Linked DNA regions of Homo sapiens: region 1 is linked to region 2. The links are chromatin loops, found by intact Hi-C in ENCODE. Cell type or tissue: Calu3. All regions are shown on one strand.

What was found. A loop is a pair of places that touch in the nucleus more often than their neighbours do. Peaks named below come from ENCODE experiments on the same cell type or tissue, not always from the same donor. Only the 100,000 strongest peaks of a DNase experiment are listed, where the experiment ranks them.
Region 1: it touches region 2 in a loop (3-fold over the local background); 2 of 110 quality-filtered maps call a loop at or near these places.

Annotation. Positions count from the first base shown.
Region 1 is chr7:51,352,680-51,357,679 of GRCh38, forward strand. No RefSeq gene overlaps it. Among named protein-coding and RNA genes, the nearest start is that of COBL, 38 kb to the left of the region's middle. In Calu3, a CTCF peak has its summit at 2,443; a DNase peak (open chromatin) is centred at 4,332.
Region 2 is chr7:50,529,481-50,534,480 of GRCh38, forward strand. All of the region lies in intron 4 of DDC (dopa decarboxylase), which reads right to left. It overlaps DDC-AS1 (DDC antisense RNA 1), which reads left to right and starts at 2,279. Exons shown (of 5, transcript NR_033845.1): 1 at 2,279-2,402. RefSeq lists enhancers at 1,182-1,351, 1,200-1,369, 1,729-2,928. In Calu3, no CTCF peak of the experiment used is centred here; DNase peaks (open chromatin) are centred at 2,091, 2,651 and 4,541.

The sequences.
Region 1 (5,000 bases), 820 kb after region 2:
AGTACAGTTCACGAAGCAACATTTCACAGCCTATTGGATGGTGCTGTGTCATTGGATGAGATGTTTTTCCAAGCAGCAGCATGTGGGAAAACTTACTTTGGATTTTATTCCACCTATACTGTGTGTTCAATAAACATTTTCTGTAACAAACAGAAACTGGCAGCTTGCGAGGATTTGCTATCCAAGTTTCCACACTTTTTCTGCTAGGCAAGTTTCACTAAGTTGGAGAAGCGTGACAATGGCAGCCTTTATCCATTACTTAGAGTAGTTTCAATTTCCTGTTGTTCCTTTTGGCAAAAATCCAGGATTTCCTAATTGAATTAAAACTTAGTATATAAAGTTTTGTAAATGTATCAGATTTATAAAATTTGAAATAAGTTGTATTTGAGGCACACATATAAGCCTCAACTTTACCACAAAGGATATAGTCACTAAACAATAAATAAATATACAGAGAGAGAGCCACAAAAGTACTGTTTTGCTGTTGTTTCTACTGTTGTTTAAATTCAAGTCTTTTTTTTTTTTTAGAGAGAGTCTCAATCTGTTGCCCAGGCTGGTACGATATCAGCTCACTGCAACCTCTGCTTCCCGGGTTCAAGCGATTCTCCTGCCTCAGCCTCCCTAACAGCTGAGATTACAGGCACACACCACTATGCCCAGCTAATTTTTGTATTTTTAGTAGAGATGGGGCTTCACCATGTTAGCCAGGCTGGTCTCAAACTCCTGACCTCAGGTAATCTGCCGCCTCGGCCTCCCAAAGTTCTGGGATTACAGGTGTGAGCCACCGCACCTGGCCTAAACTTAAGTCTTAATATCAAAGTTTTGCTCCTCTGAGATATTTCTTTAGGACAGCTCTGGTGTATTAATCCTGTTTATTGATTACCAACACATTTAATGAGTGCCTAGTATGTTCCAGGAGCTCTTCTAGGTACCAGGAACAGAACCTCATGGAGATAAATCATGGAATTTTCCCACTACATCAGAAACCCTTGCTGGCAGAAGCTGTTTCTGATCTAGCACAGTTATAGAATAAAAAAAAGTAAAACCAACTTTTTTCATCTAATAAAATTTTTGTTTTACTCTACAACTTCCATTTACCATGTAGTTAAACTCTTTTTTCTTTTAATTTTTATTATTATGTTATACATATTGTCAAGTTTACAGTTCTTGTAAATACACAGCTGCTTGAGTTTTTAGAAATGTGTATACCTGCATTACCACACTGTAGGGCAAGATACTGAACACAGAACATTTTCAGCACTCTGGAAGGTCCCTTGGTGCCCCATCACCATATACAGCAGAGGAAACGCTTTATTCTTTTGTGCGTGGCTTTTTTTTTTTTTTTTAAGATAGAGTTCTGCTCTTGTTGCCCAAGCCAGAGTGCAATGGCGTGATCTCCGCTCACTGCAACCTCCGCCTCCCGGGTTCAAGCGATTCTCCTGCCTTAGCCTCCCGAGTAGCTGGGATTACAGGCACATGCCACCACGCTCAGCCAATTTTTCGCATTTTTAGTAGAAACGGGGTTTCACCACGTTAGCCAGGCTGGTCTTGAACTCCTGACCTCAGATGATCCGCCCGCCTTGGTCTCCTAAAGTGCTGGGATTACAGGCATAAGCCACCGTGCCCAGCCTATTTTTGCTGTGAGTTCCTCCATGTACTTGTATTGCAGGTAGTGGCTGTTTGTTTGGAATACTGCTCTGCAGTATTCCACTGCATGAATGCTTTACAATTTATCTAGTATTCACGATTCACATTTGGGTTGATTCTAGTTTTGGCCATTATGAATAAAGCTGCTATGCCCATTCTATTATGTATGTTTGGTGAATGTGAACATTTGTTGTTGTTAGTGTTACATCTTGGAATACAATGGCTGAATCATAGAGCAGGTATATGCTTAGCGTTAGAAGCTGGTGACAGTTTTCCAAAGAGGATGTGCCAATTTACATTCCTACCAGCGGAGTATAAGAGATCAATTTGATCAACATTCTTGTCAACACTTGGTATTGTCAGTCCTTTACATTTTAGCCATTCTGATGTGTTTATATGGGAATTGCACTTCCCTGATGACTCATGTTCATCACAACCAATATTTTGGTTTCTACATCTGGATTGTGTGAATTTAGTTAATGTGAATCATTGTCTGTCACAGAAAGAGCTGAATTTCTACTTGAAAAGCTAAGACCCTGAGATGATATGATGGCAGAGTAAACTTGAGAAGCCACACACAAATGTCCATGCACCTCCACTCCAGGCATAATTCTTCATTTTTACCAGAGCTGTGTTCAGTCAACTGGGTATCTGTCTTCTTAGTTCCTTCCTTTTGTTATTCAACTGTTTCAACTTGTGGTCTAGATGAAACGGCAAAGTTTCCCTTATCCCCCTCGCAGAACTTGCATTGGGGGGTGTGGCTCGCTTCTTCTGCGCCCCATTGCTCAAACCTCTAGGGGGAGCATGCAGACAGGCAGGTAGTGGGGAGCATCAACCCCATGGCAGCTTGTAGGGTTGAAGGTTTACAGCTCCTGAGGCCCCAGTGGGTGTGTGTTACAGGGCGCTATTTCAGTTTAGCCATCCATAGGGGACTTGTGTTAATCAGCTCAATTAGAGCCTCTGCCTTATTGAAAGGACAGAGGGCTTTCTGTATCCCAGGTTCTTGCCTTAGTGTACTGGAAAAATCGGATCACATGTGGGCTTGGAGAATGAGTGCAAGATTTTTTATTGAGTGGTGGTAGCTCTCAGTGAGGTGGATGCAGAGGCCAGAAAGGGGATGGAATGGGAAGGTGGTAGTTTTCCCCTAGAGTCAGGCTGCCCAGTGGCTGGGCTCTGCTCCGACCACGCCAGCCAAACTCCGTGTCATCCCGGCAGTCGATAACCTGCCGGCATCTGCTGGTGCCTCTCGGTGTGCTGTTTCGCCAGTGTGTTCCTCTCGATGTCCAGCTGCTTGTGTCTCTTCCCACTAGGGTCTCAGGGTTTTTATAGGCATAGGATTGGGGGCGTGGTGAGCCAAGATGGTCTTGGAAAATGCAACATTTGGGCATGAAAACAGAAATACCTGTCCTCACCTATGTCCATGGGCACAGGCCCGGGGGTGGAGCCCTAGCCAGGGACCTGCCTTTCTCTACCCAGCACTTTCCTGCCCCACTCTCATATCATAGATACTGATTTATTCTTCTGTGGATCTTTCCCTCCTCAGAGCCCTATCATGTAGGCCCCTATATTCTACCAAAACTTCATATGTGAAACAAAAACTTGAATGAGATAAGGCCCAGTGGCCTTCTGTTTAAATTCTCAAGCTCCTTCATCTCTCTTTGGCATTGGCCATTGTCAATGGTCCACTCATTGAAACAGGCTCCTCCACCTCCTTCTATGAAGCTAGGTTTTCCTGTTCTTCCCACTCTCTGACCACTCCTTTATTTTCTTTATTTAATTCACATAGTAGTTCTTTAGCATGAAGCTCCCAGATCTCAGTCCTTGGATCATGCCTGTTCCCACTAGTGGCTGGATTCTATTTAGCTGCTTTGTTTCTATTCTTAGGACCAGCCTGACCCCACACATTTAGAGGTGTAGCTCCAACCTAAACCTCTCCCCTCTGTGGGCTCCTCACCCCACCCTGATGTATCCACTTTGACTCTCTCAGCCTCTGCCTTGACCCCTTCTTCTGTTTCCCTCCCACCCCTTGGATGCGGCTCATTGTGTGCTCTTCCCATCAGTGACCTTAGCCCCCTAGAGAATGATTCAGAGATTTATGTCCCCTCCCCATCTCTAGATGGCTGAGGCAACCCTTCTGGTCCAGCCCAGCTTTGCATCCCCTGCTCTGGCTTTGTCTCCATAGATGGCTGTCCATCAGTGCAGCAATGGCAAAGTAAACAGGATGGGCACTTACAGGACTGTGGTGTGGGCTGGGCAATGCTCCATGAAACAAAAGTTCCTCTCACACCTTTTCTCATTACGTAAGCATAGGTGCTGCATCCGGGCACATAGAGCCATGTGCTGGATGAAATGCATCATGCCTCGGTCCTCTTCCTTGTTCATGAAGGTAACTTTCCTCCGGGTTACTGAGAGAGGGCATGAGAGAGGGCATGGGTGTCCTGTGAGGCTCAGAGACTGCATTTGCCCTTTCCCTCCATTTCAAAAGTGTCCAAAGGTATTGGCGGTTTTGTGACCCCTGTAAGGTATTGGTGGTTTTGTAACCCCCCATGGGACGTGTAGTTCTTAACAAAGACTGGTGAGCAGGGCTGAGCAGGCTGCTATTCGCAGCTGGAGGGCAGTGTCTCAGGGCTGAGTGGCCAGGCTGGACATTCTCTCTACTCAGGATGCTGCTCCCACCTGGGGCTTGCATAAATCAACCTCATCTCTTCCCGCCCCCAGGCATACTAAATCACACTGTGATGGCGAGTCTTCTCCCTTTTGCCGCCTGTGCTAACTCAGGTGGAACCTGCCCCTTAATGTGCCACACTGGGTTACTCATTCCCTGGGCATGGTGACCTCTGGGTTGGAAACTTTCTTTGGAAATGTGCTGCCCTTCGTACGCTCTGCTTGTTTTCTTTAGCAAATTGTAACTAGGTGAAGAGAGCACCAAAGGGAGCCAGGGTCCCTTAGGAACGCCATGACCTTACCACGCCTTTTCCCAAGGACAAAAGAGCTACGCTTAGCCAAGTTCCCTTAGTGTTGACTGATATGCATGTTATGTCATGCGGAAGTGAGAGGGAACAGTTTGCCTGCCATTTGGGCAAATATAGTAAGTAAAGAGTGGGTCCAACTTGAGTAAAGAATGACCTGCTCACTCATTTTGAATGTGCCAGCTTTCGGCCTCCCTAATTGCAGTGGCCTGACATAAACCTTGCTGTTGTGGAGATGCCAACATCATCAAAGTCAGCCTCTAAACAGCTAATGCCATTCTGGGCTGGAACACTCGACTCTTTACCCTGGTTTTCTTCATCATTTTATCAGACTTGCTTTAATTCCCTCTTTTTAAATTAATTAATTAATTAATTATTTTTCTG
Region 2 (5,000 bases):
CTTAGGAGAAAACTAATATTTTTGACACCTGAGACCACCACTTCAGCTGTTGGTATGAGTTTGCCATTGGTGGGTCTATTTTGTGTAACAGCAGCAGCTAACATTTCTGACCACTTCCCTGCGCCAGGTATTGTGAGAGCTTCTCCTCATGGACTGCCCCCAGCCTGGCCTAGGACGACTGCTCCTGTCTCTATCAGAGGAGAACGGCCCAGGGCACCAGCATGCAAGCCTGACTCTGCGTTCATATTCACTCGGACAGAGCGATTTGCATTTGTTTATAAAATAGGGGTGCATTTTCCTTGAGACTAAGAGATGCCTTAAAGGGTTTCTTTTGATTCCTAATGACACGGGCTGAATTGTGTCCCCAAAAATTCATGTGTTGAAGCCCTAACCCCCAGGACCTCAGATGTGACCATATTTGGAGATAGGCTTTTTAGAGAGGTAATTAAAAGAAAATGGGGTCACATGGCTGGGCTCTAATCCAATCTGACATGTTTCTGATAATATGAAATTTGCCTATAATCCCAGCACTTTGGGAGGCAGAGGAGGGTCGATCACTTGAGCCCCGGAGTTCGAGACCAGCCTGGGCAACATACCGAAACCCTGTATCTATAAAAATACAAAAATTAGCCAGGCATGGTGGCGTGCCTGGTAGTCCCAGCTACTCGAGAGGCTGAGGTGGGAGGATGACTTGAGCCTGGGAGGCGGAGGTTGCAGTGAGCCGCAATTACAACACTGCACTCCAGCCTGGGCGACAGAGTGAGACCCAGTCTCAAAAAAATAAATAAATAAAAAGAAGGGGAAATGTGGCCCCCAGACATGTGGGTGCACAGAGGGAAGACCATGTGAGGACACAGGGAGAAGGTGGCCATCTGCAAGCCCAGGAGAGAGGCCCCAGGAGAACCAACCCTGTGGACACTTTGATTTTGGACTTGCAGCCTTCGGGACTGTGAGAAAAGAAATTCTTCTTCGATCCACCCAGTCAGTGGTATTTTGTTAGGGAACCCCTGGCAAACTAATGGATTCAGGGCCTGCTATGTTATCCCATTTAAGTTGTAAAAATAATCCCATTTTTGTGTTTTATCATCTTCAGGTGGGGAAACAGATGTGCAGAGAGGTTCACTAACTTGCCCCAAATCAGCAGCTAGGTAGGGCACGGTTAGGAGTGAGCCCACGCCTGCGCTTTTTAGGGTGCCATGGGCCTAGAAAGGTAGGGGCAGCGAGCACCTTCCCTCTTAAGTAAGTCGTAGAAGAAACCCATCTACCGACCAGTATGAAAGGACATTAGAAAGGGCAAATAAAAGAAGGTAGGTTCTTGTTGACTCTGAAAAAGTTTATAACATGATAGGTTTTTACAGAGAAATATATAATAAAATAATTAAGTAGAAATGCTAACCTCTCTTCTTAACATTTGATGCTCTCTTCATTGACCCTGATTTCTCATTTTGACTTTGCCTTGACACTACTTTTACTTATTCTTTTGAGCCAACCCACATCCTTTGGTGGGACAGTAATATTGAAAGATAAATACATTTATTCATGTTTCTGTAGCACTAATGGATGGGTTCAAATATACAGATATATGCGTCTCTTAATTCAGCATCTAAAATGGGTACTTTATTTCCTTCAGGCTATATTTTCATGAGCAATGATTTTAGACATTGTTTTAGGCCAGGTTTACAAACCTTGGCCAGAGGAGAGAGAAGGGGAGAAACCAATTTTGGCTGGCAAAGCTAAATCAGCCATCCCAGGAAACCCAGGCTCCCTGAGAGCAGGCATTGTACCTTACTTACACTTCTCCTATGTACCCCATCATTCCTGTCCCTGATTTCCTCCTGTCCCCCTATCTGCCCCCACACACATTTTGTTTGTCATGTCCCACCCATTCTCATTGGAAATGTAACATGAAAAGCCTGGTGGAAGGCACAATTCCCTGTTCTGATGCTTGACAAGCAGGCGTGACTGCAGCTTCCCCGGCTAAATTCTACCCTCTGCTTGAAGCGTTGGAACGCAGGTGTTCATTCTCTGAACATTCTAATGAAATGAGTCACCATGAATCACCTGAATCACCATGACAACTCATTATGGCTTTTCTCTGGGGGGGGATGGGGGAGCTTAGTTCATGTCCTAAGAGAAAATTCACCTTCTTAAGTCAACAAAATGATGTTTTAAAAGCCTGAAGGAGCAAATCGTCAGTAGCACATCTAGAACCACACCACCCCGATGCCACCAGGGTGGCCTGGTGGCCTCAAGCATGATGTCAGGTGGAGCTCTCTGCACTTTGCTGGCAGCAGATCTTCGCGGAGAGAAGCACGGGGAGGGTGACATGTGGTACAGAGCAGGAACGATGGCTCTGTGCGATAGCAGCAGACAAAGGTTGCCATGGCAAGCCTGCTCAGGAGGTAGGAGGGGATGCTGGTAAGGTCTGACGCTTCTGGCTGCTGATGCCGTGAGCAGAAATGTCCTTTCATCTTCAGTTTTTTTCGAAGCAAAAAATTGTCTTTTCTTCCACAAGAACTTTAAAACCCAATTAAGAGACCATTTTCCCAGACCACATTTGTCCAGCCTCACAACAACAGTTTGCCATTTGACTCAGACACGCATCACTGCGCTGACGCCCACAGCTGTGATTACAGCTCTGAGGGGATCAATAATGCAGGCTGGCTCACAGGCTGTCACCAGGCTCCTGTGCTCTTTGGGGCCTCACCAATTACAGACAATCAGCCTTGTCTGCTGAGAAGGGTGAGCTTCCGGTGGCAAACACAGATCCCATTTCTTCCTTTCATCCAGAAAAAAACTGAGTGGATTGGGCTCACAGGAAGATTGTGTTAAAGCGGGGGCTGAGAGATGCCAGGAATATTCCTACCCAAATGCTAAAGACTTGTATGGTCTCTCAAAAATGAGGTTGTCTTTAATGAAACGAAAATGCAGCCCATAGTAGCATGCACATCTCTGGACACCAACCCAAGCCTATGGTCAGGGATGAGCTGGTGTAACAGTCATAACTCTGGTTGTCTTTCCTACTAGCCTTGGCTTTAATTCACTTTTGCTGCTATGCATGTTCTACTAACTTTCTGGGACTCAATATCCTCATCCATGAAAAAGATTGTCCATAATCCAATCAATCTTCATAAATACTTTGAGGATGAAGACAATAACACAAAGCACAAGACATAGGCTAAAACATAGCCAAGCTCATAATTGCTATTCAATGAAAAGTAGCTCTTATTATAATAGACACAGCTTATATTATGAGGGATTGATAAGATTTTTTTGAGGAGTATATAATTAGAGGAATCATCTGCTGAAAAAATTGAATATGAAATTGTTTTTGTTATAAGATGCAATGACCTAGAAATGCTTCAATTTTTGTTTTGTTCCATTTGGATTTAGTGGGGAGCATGAATGTTAAACATGAATACAGCCAGGAGAGTCCTAGGAGGAAGGTGATCATCTTGGAAGATTGTTGCACTTCATCCTAAAGGGTGTCCTCCAAAATTTTTTTTATAAGAATGGAAAATTTGATGCAACACAAATATCTTAGGTATTATTTATATATTTATATAGATTGTGATGCATCATAGAAAATCATGGAGTAATACTTTTTTCAAACAATATTTAAATAGTGGGAAATGCTCACAATAAAATGATAAGGAAAGCACCATGCAGAAAATCCATATGCGTAGTATCATTTCAATTTTGTCTGTATACATATATTCACATGTAGATACTGAAATAACACAGGGAATATGACAAGAAAGCTCCTGTGTCTTTTCATTTTTACCATGAATGTCCAGTATCTAGGTGGAAAGGGGACTTTTTTTTTTTTTTTTGAGACAGGGTCTCACTCTGTCACCCCGACTGGAGTGCAGTGGCATGATCTCAGCTCACCTCAACATCCACCTCCTGGGTTCAAATGATTCTCCTGCCTCAACCTCCTGAGTAGCTGGGATTACAGGCACATGCCACCATGTCCAGCTAAGTTTTGTATTTTTAGTAGAGATGGGATTTCACCATGTTGGCCAGGCTGGTCTTAAACTCCTACCTCAAATGATCCACCCGCCTTGGCCTCCCAAAGTGTTGGGATTACAGGCGTGAGCCACCACACCAGGTCCATAATCACATAATCATGTGGAGAAAACCATGAAAAGCTTCCTAAAATATAGAAGATAACAAAAAAGGGAAATATCGAAAGGAAGAGAGAAATCATGGAAGAGGTACCCAATCTGTGGAAAATTGAAGTCCCTGAAAAAGAGTGACGTGGCCCACAATAACTAACATACAGTAGAAGAAAAATCTCCACACTGCACAGAGCTGAGTCTTGAATCAGCAGGGCTCACCAAATGCTAGGGAGGGTCAAAATGAGGGGAACAGTCTGGGTGCAGTGGCTCACTGCTGGATCTGTCCTGCAGACCCTGGCCGATGGAGGAAATGAGTGCTCAGACACAGGTATGCAGTGTAAGAGCAGCTAAGTGACTGCCTGGCTCTAGTGGCCAGAGAGCAGCCCTGAGAAGCTGGAGCAGCTTGCTTTTATTGAGTGCAAGCACAATGCTGAAAACCTGGAGCAAACACAACCTGTAGATAATTAACATTTATTGTTCCCCTTTCAGGGAATGTCACGTGCAAGGATGTTCCGAGGTCAGTTCCTGGACAACTTCTAACAAACAAGCTTGACCAAGATAAATTCCCCTACACTCCCTTGTACCTACTCCTTATCCTCTGCCTCAGGGTTATAGAACAGCTGCCTTCAGCTATTCTGCCATGGAGCTTTGCAGAGCCTTCTGACCTTTCAGAAGGCCTGCTCCTTTTCCCTATAGTTTCTCCCACCACTCTGACCGATCTCCTACAGCTCACACCTGTAATCCTAGCACTTTGGGAGGCCGAGGTGGGTGGATCACCTGAGGTCAGGAGTTTGAGACCAGCCTGGGCAAAATGGCAAAACCCTGTCTCTACTACAAATACAAAAATTATCCAGGCATGGTGATGGGTGCCTTGTAATC